2 separate regions of the Homo sapiens genome follow, and region 1 is linked to region 2. Evidence: chromatin loops called from intact Hi-C (ENCODE). Cell type or tissue: GM12878. All regions are shown on one strand.

Region 1 (8,000 bases), 330 kb before region 2:
TGGGGCCCGGGCGCTGGGCTTGGACAGGTGTCCAGAGAGACACGCCCTCCATACCTAGGGACCCGGCACCCCGCCTGCTCCGCTGGGCTCCTGGGTGTGGGGCCCTCGGGTGGAGCTCCTGGGAGCTGGGCTGGCCCGTTTCTTTTTTTTTTTTAATTCTACTTTAAGTTTTAGGGTACATGTGCCCGTTTTCTGAATACAGGAGCCTGGCCCAGGCCCCAGCAGGGTCTGGGGGTGCGGCCTGAGACAGCCTGGTCCTGGGCTCAGTGAAGGAGCGGCTGTCACAGGGTGGATGGAGGGGACATTCCACAGCACGCCCTGCCCCTCGGCATTGTGTGGAATGGGAAAACTGGCTGTCCCCCACCCCCACCCCACAGTCCTTTCAAAGGGGACGATGACCGGGTGGTATGAGAGTCTCGTCTGTTCACCAGCCCTCGGCCCCTTGATGTAGGCTAGGGTTACTGCAGCTGCTGGCCGGGCCCGGCTCCCTCCTCCCCCGGGGCCTGCAGACCCCCCGGAGCCAGAATGGGGGCCGGCCCTCCAGCCCCACCCGTGCCCATCAGGGTCACCTGCGCCCAGTGTGGGCCAGCGGCCCTTGCCCAGCTGTCCCTGGGATTCTGGGCTGTGGGTGTGTGGCGCAGCCCCCTGCCTGGGTGTCCAGGGCTGTCCCGGCTGGGGCTGGGGGAGCTAGAGGCCACGGGGGAGTTGGGGGAGCTCCTCAGGGCCCCCCTCACCTGCCCTCCCTGTGCACCTCCGTCTCTCTGCAGATGACATTAGCCCAGGGAAGGAGAGCCTGGGGCCCGACAGCTCCTCTGGGGGTCAAGAGGACCCCGCCAGCCAGCAGTGGGGTGAGCAGGGGGTGACGGGGGTGGGGGGCGTCCGTCTGTCCCGGCCCCTTGGCTGCATCCCCGTCCTCTGACCTCCACGCCACCCCACCCCGCAGCACGACCGCGCTTCACACAGCCCTCCAAGATGAGGCGCCGGGTGATCGCACGGCCCGTGGGTAGCTCCGTGCGGCTCAAGTGCGTGGCCAGCGGGCACCCTCGGCCCGACATCACGTGGATGAAGGACGACCAGGCCTTGACGCGCCCAGAGGCCGCTGAGCCCAGGAAGAAGAAGTGGACACTGAGCCTGAAGAACCTGCGGCCGGAGGACAGCGGCAAATACACCTGCCGCGTGTCGAACCGCGCGGGCGCCATCAACGCCACCTACAAGGTGGATGTGATCCGTGAGTGTGGCCCCGGGCGCTGGCGGGCGGGGGGTGCTGGTGGGCGGGGGCGCTGGCGGGCGGGGGTGCTGGTGGGCGGGGGCGCTGGTGGGCGGGGGCACTGGCAGGGCTTGGGGGTGGTGGGCTGGGGGTGCTGGTGGGCCCAGGGTGCTGGCGGGGTAGAGTCCGGCGCGGCCCAGGAGCCATGCCCGCGTGCCACGTTCCCACAGAGCGGACCCGTTCCAAGCCCGTGCTCACAGGCACGCACCCCGTGAACACGACGGTGGACTTCGGGGGGACCACGTCCTTCCAGTGCAAGGTGCGCAGCGACGTGAAGCCGGTGATCCAGTGGCTGAAGCGCGTGGAGTACGGCGCCGAGGGCCGCCACAACTCCACCATCGATGTGGGCGGCCAGAAGTTTGTGGTGCTGCCCACGGGTGACGTGTGGTCGCGGCCCGACGGCTCCTACCTCAATAAGCTGCTCATCACCCGTGCCCGCCAGGACGATGCGGGCATGTACATCTGCCTTGGCGCCAACACCATGGGCTACAGCTTCCGCAGCGCCTTCCTCACCGTGCTGCCAGGTGCGCGGCTGCCACGCCACGCCACACCATGCTGGTGCCCGGACCCGCCCCCTGGGCCCGGCGTCCCACCCACCGGGTGGGGCCCCACCCTTCCCTCCCGGGCCGTGCTGGCCAGGTCATCTGCCGAGGGAGGGCAGCCCAGGGGCACCGTCTCCACAGCCCCTGGGATGGGTCTGGGGTGCTCTCCTGGTCTTTGTGTCGGCGTTCCCCTCCCTACCTCCTTTCCTCTCGCTCTTGCAGACCCAAAACCGCCAGGGCCACCTGTGGCCTCCTCGTCCTCGGCCACTAGCCTGCCGTGGCCCGTGGTCATCGGCATCCCAGCCGGCGCTGTCTTCATCCTGGGCACCCTGCTCCTGTGGCTTTGCCAGGCCCAGAAGAAGCCGTGCACCCCCGCGCCTGCCCCTCCCCTGCCTGGGCACCGCCCGCCGGGGACGGCCCGCGACCGCAGCGGAGACAAGGACCTTCCCTCGTTGGCCGCCCTCAGCGCTGGCCCTGGTGTGGGGCTGTGTGAGGAGCATGGGTCTCCGGCAGCCCCCCAGCACTTACTGGGCCCAGGCCCAGTTGCTGGCCCTAAGTTGTACCCCAAACTCTACACAGACATCCACACACACACACACACACACTCTCACACACACTCACACGTGGAGGGCAAGGTCCACCAGCACATCCACTATCAGTGCTAGACGGCACCGTATCTGCAGTGGGCACGGGGGGGCCGGCCAGACAGGCAGACTGGGAGGATGGAGGACGGAGCTGCAGACGAAGGCAGGGGACCCATGGCGAGGAGGAATGGCCAGCACCCCAGGCAGTCTGTGTGTGAGGCATAGCCCCTGGACACACACACACAGACACACACACTGCCTGGATGCATGTATGCACACACATGCGCGCACACGTGCTCCCTGAAGGCACACGTACGCACACACGCACATGCACAGATATGCCGCCTGGGCACACAGATAAGCTGCCCAAATGCACGCACACGCACAGAGACATGCCAGAACATACAAGGACATGCTGCCTGAACATACACACGCACACCCATGCGCAGATGTGCTGCCTGGACACACACACACACACGGATATGCTGTCTGGACGCACACACGTGCAGATATGGTATCCGGACACACACGTGCACAGATATGCTGCCTGGACACACAGATAATGCTGCCTTGACACACACATGCACGGATATTGCCTGGACACACACACACACACGTGTGCACAGATATGCTGTCTGGACACGCACACACATGCAGATATGCTGCCTGGACACACACTTCCAGACACACGTGCACAGGCGCAGATATGCTGCCTGGACACACGCAGATATGCTGTCTAGTCACACACACACGCAGACATGCTGTCCGGACACACACACGCATGCACAGATATGCTGTCCGGACACACACACGCACGCAGATATGCTGCCTGGACACACACACAGATAATGCTGCCTCAACACTCACACACGTGCAGATATTGCCTGGACACACACATGTGCACAGATATGCTGTCTGGACATGCACACACGTGCAGATATGCTGTCCGGATACACACGCACGCACACATGCAGATATGCTGCCTGGGCACACACTTCCGGACACACATGCACACACAGGTGCAGATATGCTGCCTGGACACACGCAGACTGACGTGCTTTTGGGAGGGTGTGCCGTGAAGCCTGCAGTACGTGTGCCGTGAGGCTCATAGTTGATGAGGGACTTTCCCTGCTCCACCGTCACTCCCCCAACTCTGCCCGCCTCTGTCCCCGCCTCAGTCCCCGCCTCCATCCCCGCCTCTGTCCCCTGGCCTTGGCGGCTATTTTTGCCACCTGCCTTGGGTGCCCAGGAGTCCCCTACTGCTGTGGGCTGGGGTTGGGGGCACAGCAGCCCCAAGCCTGAGAGGCTGGAGCCCATGGCTAGTGGCTCATCCCCACTGCATTCTCCCCCTGACACAGAGAAGGGGCCTTGGTATTTATATTTAAGAAATGAAGATAATATTAATAATGATGGAAGGAAGACTGGGTTGCAGGGACTGTGGTCTCTCCTGGGGCCCGGGACCCGCCTGGTCTTTCAGCCATGCTGATGACCACACCCCGTCCAGGCCAGACACCACCCCCCACCCCACTGTCGTGGTGGCCCCAGATCTCTGTAATTTTATGTAGAGTTTGAGCTGAAGCCCCGTATATTTAATTTATTTTGTTAAACATGAAAGTGCATCCTTTCCCTCCAGGCTGGTGTTTCTGCCCATGTCTACATGCACGTGTGCATGCTCGTGTGTGCTCACATTTGTGCCTGTGTGTCAGGCCTGGTCTCCAGAACCAGCAGCCTAACCCTCTTGGAGTCCCCTCGCTGGGCCAGAGCCACAGGGGCTGAGAACTGCACCTCCCGGCGGGAGAGTTTGGGTATACTGGGCTTCGGTGGTGTTGGGCGTGAGCACTGCCCACATGCCTGGCCAGGCCTGCGTCCTGCACCCCTGTCCCAGCGGCGCCCTCTCTGTGTCCTGGGGCTGGCACCTATGGCCCTCAGTGCAGGGCCTGGCCACTCCCCAGCCCCTCCTCAGGCTTTGGTGGGTGGCCCTACAGGAGGCAGCAGACTGGCCTCAGAGCTGGGGATGGGGCCAGGCTCAGGTCACCTCTGACCTCAGGGCTCCGTCCGAGTGCCCTCCCAGCCACCCTGCGGTGCTGCGACGGTGGCCGACCCCATCTTACCCGGTCAGCAGGAGGGGTGGGGCTGCCAGCTCCACCCGGGGCCCTTGCCTGCCGGGGGTTCCGTTAGCCTCGTAAGAAAAGGCACCGGGGCCCCTCGTGCATTCAGCAAAGCGTGAGGCCCACTGCGTCCCCGGAGCCTGGTCCTGCTGGCGTGCAGCGCGCTTCCTGACCCGCTCTGGTTCTGAGAGCTTTTCCCTGGAGGAAGCTCACCCTGCCTGGCTTCAAAGACGACAGGTGGGCTCTGGGGAGAGGTGTCAGGGACCTCTCCCCAACTGGAGCTTCTGGGGACCCCATGGCTTTCAAGATGTCCCCTTTTTGTTCTCTGTCCTCCCCAGGGTAGACCCTACTTCTCTCCCCTGAGGAAGTCCTGACTCCTTGGACGGTGACAGCTTCAGGCATGGCCCTGGTAAGGGCTGCGTGTGGCTGATGGGTGCTGTGGGAGGCCTGGCCACCCTGACTGGGGGACAGTGGGGGCTCCACGCGGCCCACAGCTGGCAGCCAAACAGATGTTCCCCAGACAGGACAGGCTGCAGGCCGACGCCTGGTCGGGTTTCAGTCTGGAGTAGGGGAGGGTGGAAGGGAGACCTCAGGCGTCTGGCCACCTTGGGCAGCAGGGAGGCCTCAGGCAGCGGGTCATGGGGTTGCAGAGGACAGGCTGCCCCTCCCCAGGGAGTGGGCGGAGGGATGGGCAGTCCGAGAGGGCTGTCCCCTAGAGCCTCTGAAGGAGACACTGGGACCGCAGACCCCACGCCTGCACCCTGCCTGCTGTGAGGTCCAGGCCCCCACTCAGGGCCACCCTTGACTTGTGGTCCAGCCCATCTTGCGCCTGCCCACAGGAGGTGCTGACTAGTGCTGTGTGGTCCTCAACGGACAGGTCTGGCACAGCCTAGCCTCTGGGTCTTGGGCTCTGGACTTTGTCATGCTGTGGCCACGTTGGATGCCAGGCTGGGCAGGGGGACCCCAAGGAGTCAGGACAGACCCATCTCCTGCCTATGGGGCCCCAGCCACCCCCGGGCCAATAGCCTGGAGCTCAGACCCCTCAGTCCTTCCCTAGCCTTCCTCAGGGGCTGCCTGGAGCCCCTGCTTTCTCCCCTGCGACTTCCAGACCCTTCCCCCTTGGCCGTCCAGTCCCGAGAGCCTTGCTCCCGCCCCCACGCCCCTCTGTTCGGCGGTCTCCAGCCTGAGCCTGCCGGGGCCCTGCCCTGTGGACGCCTGGCCTGTGTTCCTGGCTGTCTCTTGCCTGGCCCTGCCCCGTGGACTCCTGTCCCCGTGGCTCCTGTCCCCCCACCAGCCACACGGCCATCCCGATGCCGTTTCCCGCATCTCCGTCACGGCAGCACGCGTCTGTGCCCTGCGCCGGCTCCCTCGTCACATCTGCACGTCCACACTCCCAAGAACAAAATTGCGTTCCCCTCCCCTCCACGTGCAGGAGGCCTGGGAGCACAGAGGCCCCGTGTGCTTCGAGGACTTGAGGCAGGAGGCGGGCAGAGGCGCCCAGGGCGTGAGTGTGGCCAGCAGGACAGAGGGCAGGACTGCGCTTCTGACAGTGGTCTGCTCCGGCCAAGCACCTGAAAGATGGGGAGCCCTTCACCCCAGGCTCACTGGCCAGGAGGCTCGAAGGGCCGGGTGGGGCTTGTGGGAGGTGGGGGTGCCGCTCTGTGGGCCCCGTCTCACCTGTCCTGCCCGGGTCACCTGCACACCATTGCACCATGGGGGCTCCAGGCCCAGGAAGAGACCGACACACACGCGTCGGGAGGCTCCTTGGGGGCCAGCGGGCTTCTGGGCAATGCCCTTGCAGGGGTGGGGCTGGGGCATGGAATCTGAGGGGCAGGGCGACCGAGGGGGCCCAGGGAGAAGGGAGGAGCCCAGAGTGGCAGCCGTCTCCCCAGGGAGGGGCTGCACCTGGGGCTTCCTGGCTCTTCCACTGTCACCCTTCACGTGGGCAAGACCAGGTCCCATGCCCTTGGCCACCACAGGAAGGTCATGGGGCAGCTCGTGCTGTGGGGACGGGAACAGGGCTGGGCACCCGTCCCTGGCTCTGTCCTGGGCTGCTGGTGGTGTGGGTTGTAGTGGTGGGGGTTGCAGCCCAGGAGTCAACGGAGGGGACCTGGCTGTGTCCTCAGGGCGGCCCCCAGGCCAGGCCCTTTGGGTACGAGATGGTGGTGCCCGGGGGAGGCTCAGCATGGCGGGGCAGGGTGTGGGCACGGGGCCAGGCCCATGGTCCTCCCTGGCCCTGTCCTGGTGGTGATAAGCTGCTTCCCTGTAAAGCCCGGCTAACTTGAAAGTGCTGCCCAGGCTCCAACACCCCCGGGTGTGACCCGCCCCCGCCCGGCCCTCCTGGCTTCAAAGGGGTGCCCATAAGCCGCCTGCAGCTGTCCCGGGGGTGCCTGCGTCTGCTGCCAGGGACAGGGTGGCAGCATGAGGCAGAGATAGGGGATGTGGGCAGCCCCACCCAATGGGCCCGTGGGTCAGAGGACCTGGCCAGAGATCACAGCCTTGTCCCAGGCCGAGGCTGGGGGCTGGGGGACCGGGTCAGGAACGTGGGACGAGGAGCACAGATGGGGCCCAAGCCAGGAAGAGGGGTGCAGGCCAGGAAGAGGGGTCCAGGCTGTGTGCTCGGGGTGCACGATGGGACTCCCCGCACAGCAGAGATCCGGCCCTGGGACACAAGGCTCCAGGACGCAGGGACCAGCCAAGCCTCCCTGGGGCACTGTGTGGGCCCCGGACCTGCTGTGGGGCTGGGGTTTGCCAGGGGTCCCCCAGGATTTGAACATGGGAGCACCTCCTGGAGGCAGAGGCAGGGAGGCCACAGGGCCAAGTGTGTGGGGCACTGGGCCCCTCGGGCTGGGCTGGGACAGTCCCCCTCCCATGGCTGGAGCTAGCTTCTGGTAGGAGAAGCTTCCAGATGTCCCGGGGGACAAGAGTGCTGGGTGGAGCCACGCTGGGTGAGGCGGGGCAGGGACGCGGTGGGCGGGGCCTGGTGGTCTCGGGCTCTCTGTGCCCTGTGCTGGCCTCACAGTGTGCCCGGCCCAGGTGGCTGCCTGGGTTGGGGAAGGGGCTCTCCTGGGGGCTGGTGGGGCCTGGCGGGTCCTGGGCCTCAGCCACACAAGACCCAGGCCTGTGTTCCAGGGCTCTGGGTTGCCGATGAATTTTAGGTTTGCATTGCAGTGCCTGAGGAGAGACGCCAGTCCCTGAGAAACACCGGCTCTGCCCAGGGGCCGCACTCGCCACCGTTGGCCTCCTCTGCTCGGCCTGTCTCTCCCTTGCCTCTGCCTTGGGAGGAGTGTGGCCAGCGAGGGGATGCAGGTGGGTCTCCCCGGAAGGCTCCCGCCACTGTGCTGGCAGCTGCATGCTGGGCCTGAGTGGGTGTGGCCAAGGCTGGGGCTCCCTGTGGGCTCTTGAAGCAGAGGCGGCCTTGGCCCCATGGGAGGGTTTCCCATTCCCTTCCGCAGCCTTGGGCAGGAGCCCAGGTGGGTCTAGGGGCTGGGCCCACCTC
Region 2 (8,000 bases):
GCGGCCACGGTACCAGCGAGGCCTGCAGGCTCCCAGCCATGGCTGACTTGCACCCACATCTCCACCTCACCCTGGTGGATGCAGACTCCCCCTGTGTGCCAGGGACCCTGCGTGCTCTTCATGAGTGTTCAGCTCAGCCTGGCTCCTGCCGTGTGTGGGCTCAGGAGTGCTGGCCTCCCAGACCTCTGCAGGCTGCAGGCTCCTGCTGGCCGTGCCCTTCTGGAGGCAGCACTAGCCCCTCCTGCCTCAGGGATGCTATATTCAGGGCCTGGTCTGTGGGGGCCAGGGCCCATAACACGGGTGTGGGCCAGGCCATGCAGGAGGGTACTGGGCAGGGCACGGCCGCCTGAAGGACCCCAGCAGCTGCTGCTCCCACCCACCAGGTCCCGGGGACCCCGCCGACACTGTTAGCTGTCTCTGAGCTTCTGAGTGACTCTCACATGAGCATCTCACGCCCCACGTGGTGGAGCCGCCAGCACTGTCCCTCCGTGGCGCGTGACCCCAGCCCTTGGCACACAGGCAGCCACCCTGACCCAGCGCCCAGGGCCTGCTGCCATCCCACTGTCCTTCCTCACTCCTGCTGGCCGGGGCCCACTCCTGACCCATCTGTGTGCATCCTCTTGAGATCTGAGTGGTGGCACTGGGCGGGGGGTGTCTGCGGCCAGGACTGACAGTGCTTGGAGGGCCCCTCGTCCCCTTCGACCACATGGTCTGGCCAGCAGATGTGCCCCAGCTGTGCTTCAGAGCTGGTGAGTGTGCAAGGGCAGCAGGGCCTGTGAGGCTGGATTGAGGATGTCACAGCTCCGGTGGGAAGGGAGGCGCCACGCTGCCCATTTGTCAGTTGAATGGACACTTTCTAGACTCTTCTCCGCAAACTGGTTTCTTTTTAAAGCACCGTTCTGAAGTCCTTGGAGATTTTGCTCCCGGCAGCTGGAGTGCAAGGAGCTGCCTGGAGATGAAGTGATTGGCGGGCTCGCCTAGCTCAGGTGAGCGATGCTTCCCAGAATAGATGCCGTGGCACCACTGCAGTATCTGCCCATCTCCCTCCTGGCTCCGCGCGGCCGCTGCGTCCGAGTGGCGTGTGTGCGGCAGGTGGGGCTGGCTGACAAACGTGGACGTTAATTAGAGCCATTTTAATTAGAAATTATGGACGAGGTGCTCCTCGTTAATTTTCAAATAAAATTTACAGAGGGTTTAAATCACTTCCCTCCGTGTCTCCCCATTTAGCACGGGGATTGGCGTCGTTAACTCCGTGTGTAGAACAGGGCACGCTAATTCAGTCATGCCTGATTTAAATATGTTTAGAACTTCCAACTAACATGTAGGAGATGGGAACATGGAACGCTGCTAGCTGCAGGCAGGAGGCAGGAGCCTAGCCCCGGAAGGCCCAGCCCGTCCTCGTGCTGTCTCCGGCCGGTGCTCGTGCTGAGGCTCTCCTCGGGCAGCCACCCGGGAGCAGACACCGTGTCTTTCCTTTTTAACATTTCCCACTTGGTTTCTACGTAATACTGTTTTCCTTTTGACGCAGATGTTCTGTCTTCAGAAAATACTTAGGCGGGTTTGAATATGTGTGCTGTGCATTTGGAGTGCCTCTGAGTGGCTTCCGTCTGGGGACAGATGTTCCGTCTTCAGAAAATACTCAACGCTGGTTTGAATATGTGTGCTGTGCGTTTGGAGTGCCTCTGTGTGGCTTCCGTCTGGGAGCAGGCCGAGGGTGAATCTCCTGGATCAATGTGCAGCGTCATTTGGTAGATTGCGTGTCCAGCCTTGCCGCGCTGTAGGGTGGGTGTGATCATCCGTGGCTGCGTCATTCGCTGAGCTGATAAAAATCCTCTGGAAACTTTCACGTTGCCTGCTGCCAAATTACATAGCTCAAATCACCAATTACTTTGTATTGTGTAATTAACAAAATATTAATTTCCTATCAGCCAGTGAGTCAGAAACGCATCTTAAGCATCGTTCTCTTTAGTACCGTCAGCGTGGCTCTGTCTTTCCTTCTGCTAGTTACCGGGTTACTTGTTTCCGTGGCTGAAAGATACGGGTTTGTTTTTGTTCTCGCCGATGTTGAGTCTGATGTGGCAGCCACATGGGTTTGGCCGTGGATGCATCCTCCATTGCCCACAGAACCAGAGTCGTCCCCCCGACTCTGTGGTTTTCTTTCTCTGTCGGCCGCCTGCCTGCCTCCTCCACCGGCCTCACCACCAAAGCTCTGATCTTTGGAGTTAGATGCCAGAAGCATTCTGCCCTCTGATGTTCAGTGGGCTCCAGGATGCAGCTGACAGCCTCCCGGGGACCCTGTCAGCCCCTGGGATCGAGGCCCCACCTCCTTTTCCTGCTGTGCGTGAGGGAAAGTTTTCTGTGATGCTCTGGAGCCATGGGAGTGTCTGACTTCCAGGAGGTGAAAGGGACAGAAACTGAAAACCCAGGAATGAAACGTGGACCCACCAGGCACAGGCAGGGGAGGAGGGACCTAAATCAGCGCTGCTGGGAAACCTTGTACCGCCCTAGGGCTGGGAAACAACCTTCCTGGGTGATGGGGCCCCTCCATCACGCCGAAGGCCAAGCCGCTGTGTGCGCCACCGCATCCCAAGGGCTGCCCACGGGGGGCGGGGTGCAGATACACAGGTTCTCTGGAGTCAGCACAGGGAACACGGGGAGAACATCTTAGGCCCAGCCAGGGCCTTGTGCCAGCCCTCCCTCCCACACCGGTGGCACAGACCCGTCTTTTGGGCTTTCACCGTCCCTCAGTACCTGTCTGCAAAACACAGGGCGCTTGCCAGACAAGCCCAGCGCTCCTTGAAACACCGCCCCATGCTGTTACCCCTTTCGTTTGGAAAGCAGCCCCGTGGGGTCGATCGGTTTTCCACCCCATTTTACAGACAGGGAAGCTGAGCCCGGGAGAAGCTGTGTAGGCCCCGGCCTCCTTGTCCAGGCCTGGCCTCCTGATGAATGTAAGTGCGCCTGACAAACCCGTGCTATGGCCGCGCCCAGAGGCTGGCGCCTGCTTCCCAGAGGCTGGCGTTCTGGCCCCTGTGGGCCCTGGCTGCACTCTCCTTCCCTGAGAAGGTCAGGCTGAAGCAGGGTCCTTTCCCGCCCCCGTGAGCCGAGTGTGTGTGTGACTCACCAGAGCCCGGGAGCAAGGACACAGGCAGCTTTCATTTTCCCGAGCCCAGAGTTAGCTTTCTCCGCAGAGCTCGGGGGCAGGAGCTACTAGGTTTGGAGGCCCCAGATGTTCTAAGAAGTCATTCCGCTCTCCACTGAAGGGGGCGTTTACATAAAGTCTGCGTGACCCCTGGTGCCTCAACCAGCTTCCTGAGCACTGCACCCAGTGCTCCTGCTCAGTAAGAACCAGGCCCACAACCTCTGCTCAGAACGTCCTATGTGGGACCCAGGGGCAAACACCAGTTTGGCTGCCCCAGGAGAAGAGGCCGCCCTGGCCCAGCTCCATCCATCTGGAGAGCAACACAGACCCAGGACCCCCGGCCCGCATCTGGTCGACAGATGTGTGTCTCTATCTGGCAGGCAGCCCCGGGGACCCAGCAGAAATTTTGCCCCTAGCCTAGCTCTGGAATCGACCTCCAGGTATCTTGTGAACCTGAGGCCTCCTCCTCTCACACCCAAGAAGGCCCCCAGGCCTGTGGTGCTGTGGTCCTGGCCCCTGCAGCTGGGACTCCAGGAAGCGGCCCGAGGCCCACCATGCTGGCTGGCAGCTCCCAAGGGCAGGTCTGTCTGAGCCTCATTACTGGGAGTGACCTGGGTTAGACGAGAATGGGAAGAGGCCCACAGCACTGTGTTTTGTGATATTCTTGTAAGAGCGTGTTGATGAGTGTAGATTTTATAGTAAAGAACCAGTCATTCTAGAAAGCAACGACTTGCTTCAGCAGAACCTCCAGGCTCTCGTTTCAGAGGTGAGGACACGCCTATGGTGCTGTGTCTGTGTCCAGCAGGTTCTGCTCGGCCCCGACAGTGCTGCCCGCCAGGTGCCCTTCCCGCACGCTTGCTGCAGTCAGCCCTGCACCGCTCCGCCCTCCGTCCTCTCAAGGTGCGTCCCTGGCAGCCGGAGATGCACATGAGATATTGGCCTGGCCGGGCAATTTGCACGGCCTTCCAGGGAGGGCATTAGCATATAAATAGCAGATGCAATGACGACCATCACAGCTGAGCACGTTTAATTTTTGGTTTATAAGATAGAATGGGTTTTTAAACACATAGCCATCAAGGCGCTGAAAGACAAATGCAATTTGGAACTCACTTGTCTGACGAGGCCTTACATCATTTTTTTTTTTTTTTTTATAAAAAGGGAAACAGACACACATAAAACTGAACAAAAGTGATTTCTTGGGTGAAAAGTAATTGAGACCGCGTACCAAGTTAATTAGATCGTACAAAATTTATTTAATGGCCCCAGCTGTATCTCCCAGCCTGTGTGTGGCGGACAGACCTGCCCCTTCACACGGCCTCTCCTCTTCCTTTCCTTCTCAAATAATTAGTAACCTCGCCACCCTACTTCTGTGAACTGATTGCATTGTATATTTTAGCCATTTTATTGCTTGTTTAATTATGATCGTGGAGGCTCATTTTTCTAAATCCTTTTAAGTGTGGGTGAGAATCCATTTGTATGAAGCCAGCAGAGGCCGGAGTGCTCCTGCCCGCCTCCCCGCGGTGGCTGGGGTTCCTTTGGAGGTGCCCTGTGCACGGGTGGTCTTGGCTCTCCATGTCGAGGGGTCTATAGCTCCTGTAGCTCCTGCACTGTGGACCAGCCTTGGGAGGCTTCCAATGCCCCGCAGGGGACTTGGCCCATTAGGGAAGGTGTGGGCACGGGTCACAGCCCCCTTGGGAGGGGACAGCCTGCAGGTGACCTGTGCCTCCCATGCCCCTGCTTTATCACAGGAAACTCGGCTGCCAGGTCGGGGTAAAAGCAGACTGCTCTTGAGAACCTTTTCCAAACCTAACCTCATTTTGTAGACATCTCCAGCCCCAGCACCACATAGGGTGTATGATCTCCTTTCCTGGATTCTTGCTCGTCCAGAGCCCCCCCGCACCGGTGCCCAGCCCCTCAGCAGGGCTTGCAGACCCGTGGTGCTGGCCCCTGGCTCATCTGTCCCTCACCTTGAGGGCGGGTGGCTCTTGCCTGTCACCACTTGATGATTTGACTTCTTAGAGGTGAACTGGAGGCGTGTGGGACCACGTGGAAGGGGGGCTTCGTGCGGGGCCTCACCCTCCCTTTGGGCTCCGTGCGCTTCGAGGCCTCGGGGAGCTCTGTCCCTGGTGACCACGCCGTTCCTGTCCTCCGAACAGGCCTGTGAACAGCCACACAGCTTCCTAGGCTCACGGCTTCCCCATCTTCAGCATCCCTGCCTGTCCCTGGCGTTCAGTGTGCCCAGCAGCAGATGTTGGAGGTGACCGCACTGTGCGTCTGTGGGTTTCAGACATGAGAGTTTATCCCGTGTGACTTGAACCCTGAAAACAGCAGCTTTCAGCCTTGCATTTAGTATCCGCAGTGAAGCCCCTCAATGCTGAGTTGCTGTGGTTTGAGGGGTACCACGGCCTCAGTAGTTGCAAGCTGAAGTATGGAAACGGTGGCTGTGGTGGGACCTTGCCAGGGAGGAAGCCCTGCGGCTGCCTCAGAGGTGAAGGGAGAGCCACCCACGGACCTGGCCGCTGTTACGGAGGGAGATGCTCACCGGGACCAGGGTGCCCTCATCAGCGCTGATTTAAGAACAAAGGGGAACCCAGGGCTCCAAATTTAGTCACAGAAATGAACCATTATTTGGGGAGAAAGAAGGTGTAATTCCTAATAGTTACCTGAGCAGTTGAATATTTTTTAGGAAATGAAAATTTGATAAAAGTCCCCGATGAAATTCAAGGGTGCGAACAGGAAGCATAATATTTTTTGAAAACGACGCCCATATTTAAAATCTGGCACTATATGTTATGCATTGTAGCACCCGGTCCACATCTACCTTTTAGAAAATTAAAACACATAAATTCTGTTTAGTGTGTGATAACGCGCTGCACTGGCTGAGAACCGTAATGCCCTGAAACCTTGGGCTGCTCTCCACCTTTCATAAATTCCTGGCAGATTCTGTACAGAAATAATTTTCAGGTCCGTGGCTTGTTGTTATTCAGACGTGATGGATCGCCATCATTTGCTCAGCGCGGGAGTTAAGTGCCCCTGTCATTTCCAAAGAGTATAATTGGGACGTTTCACAGGTCAGCGGTGGAGACAGGCTTCCCTTTTGATCAGTGTTAGACTGATAACAAAAATTACAGTTTCCAGTGATTAATGTCTCCTGTGCTTCCCAGATGCTCAGCAGTGGGATGCTCCTAAACAAAGTGCACTTGGTCTGATGATTGGTGTGGGGGCCACCTCCCGGCAGGGTGCTGGTGCCCGGGCCCCGTGGCCTTGTGTGGCCTGGCTCCGTGGGGGCCACCTCCCGGCAGGGTGCTGGTGCCCGGGCCCCGTGGCCTTGTGTGGCCTGGCTCCGTGGGGGCCACCTCCCGGCAGGGTGCTGGTGCCCGGGCCCCGTGGCCTTGTGTGGCCTGGCTCCGTGGGGGCCACCTCCCGGCAGGGTGCTGGTGCCCGGGCCCCGTGGCCTTGTGTGGCCTGGCTCCGTGGGGGCCACCTCCCGGCAGGGTGCTGGTGCCCGGGCCCCGTGGCCTTGTGTGGCCTGGCTCTGTGGGGGCCACCTCCCGGCAGGGTGCTGGTGCCCGGGCCCCGTGGCATTGTGTGGCCTGGCTCCGTGGGGGCCACCTCCCCGCACGGTGCTGGTGCGCGGGCCCCGTGGCCTTGTGTGGCCTGGCTCCGTGGGGGCTGGGCTTGGAGCCGCAGTCCCCTGCACACCTGGGCTTTGTCTCTGGTGAACATGTGGGCTCCCGCCCTAGGGGTCAGGGGTCAGGCCCCTCTTCAGTTGTCCTTCCTCCCTTCAGGAAACAGCTGCGATCGCAGGCGCCTTTGAGGTGTTGCTGCTGGGAATGCTTTTTAGAGATGCAGGTGTGTGTCAGAGTGATTCTGTTTTTCGGTTTTTCTCTTATAAACCCATTAAGGGTCCCCTTGCTTGGTATTCCTCCAACAGGGATCTCTCTCCCGGGAAGTTTCCCTCAGCTGTGCTGTGGGAACAGGAATGCAGGCGCCTCCATCCCGGGGGTACCTCAACCCTGGGGGCATCTCCACCCTGGGGCACCTCCACCCCAGCCACCCCAGGGCACCACCACCCTGGCCACCCTGGGGGCATGACCTTCAGCTGCCCTAGCAGCCCTGCCAGCCCCTCTCCTGGCCTGAGGGAGCTGAAGGTGAGGAATGACCGCCCTGCTGTGCTGAGCCCACACCAGGTTTGCGGTGGGTGAGCTGCAGAGGCGGGGCTCTCAGGGAAGGATGGTGCGCCCTGGGGGCTGCGTGCGAGCTCCCACACCCTGTCCTGGGCCGTGGTGGGGCTGTTGGAAGGATGCAGGCCAGAGGGAAGGTGAGGCGGAGAAGAGCTTGCCCACAGCCGCTTCTGAGCGCGTGGATGGAGCAGTTGATGCCCACCGTGTGGCCATGTTACTGAGCAGTGGGCTCGCTACCCAGTGCACACAGAAGCCAGTACTGCAGCAGCAGCTTTTGGGAAGAGAAAGGCTTTACCAGGGCAGGCAGCAGGGAGGCAGGTGCCTCCCCAGTTCTTCTTGGCCCTGTTATGCCCGCAAGACAGCTTGGCGTTCTGTTAGCAACAGAGCAGGCCTGCCTGGGCTGGTCTTATGGTCACAGCTGCAGCCATGGTGTCTTGTGCCACAGCCGTGCTGTGTGCAGGAGCCACCGTCTTTCTCTGGCCTGATGAGATGAGTCACCACACAGGTCCCTGCCTCTGCCCACTAAGTCGGGCGCAGGAAGGGGCAGGGTGGGCTCAAGGAACTGGCTTTTCTCAGGGGAAAAAGAAAGCAAGCCTTCCTGCCATTCTCCAGCTCCTCAATGGGAGGAGGGAGGCGGGGGTGGCACGAGGGCTCTCCAGACTCAGTGAGGGATC

The links. Hi-C counts contacts between places; a loop is a spot of excess contacts. Peaks named below come from ENCODE experiments on the same cell type or tissue, not always from the same donor. Only the 100,000 strongest peaks of a DNase experiment are listed, where the experiment ranks them.
Region 1: a loop joins it to region 2, with 6 times the contacts of the local background. A loop is called at or near these places in 2 of 110 quality-filtered maps.

Annotation. Positions count from the first base shown.
Region 1 is chr4:1,022,874-1,030,873 of GRCh38, forward strand. FGFRL1 (fibroblast growth factor receptor like 1) reads left to right here. Exons shown (of 7, transcript NM_001004356.3): 4 at 768-848; 5 at 944-1,228; 6 at 1,438-1,791; 7 at 2,032-4,025. The coding sequence ends at 2,474. Among named protein-coding and RNA genes, the nearest start is that of FGFRL1, 15 kb to the left of the region's middle. RefSeq lists enhancers at 2,872-3,373, 3,374-3,873. In GM12878, no CTCF peak of the experiment used is centred here; a DNase peak (open chromatin) is centred at 3,458.
Region 2 is chr4:1,357,578-1,365,577 of GRCh38, forward strand. The region is part of intron 7 of UVSSA (UV stimulated scaffold protein A); the gene reads left to right. Among named protein-coding and RNA genes, the nearest start is that of UVSSA, 14 kb to the left of the region's middle. RefSeq lists enhancers at 2,456-2,977, 2,978-3,499. In GM12878, no CTCF peak of the experiment used is centred here; no DNase peak of the experiment used is centred here.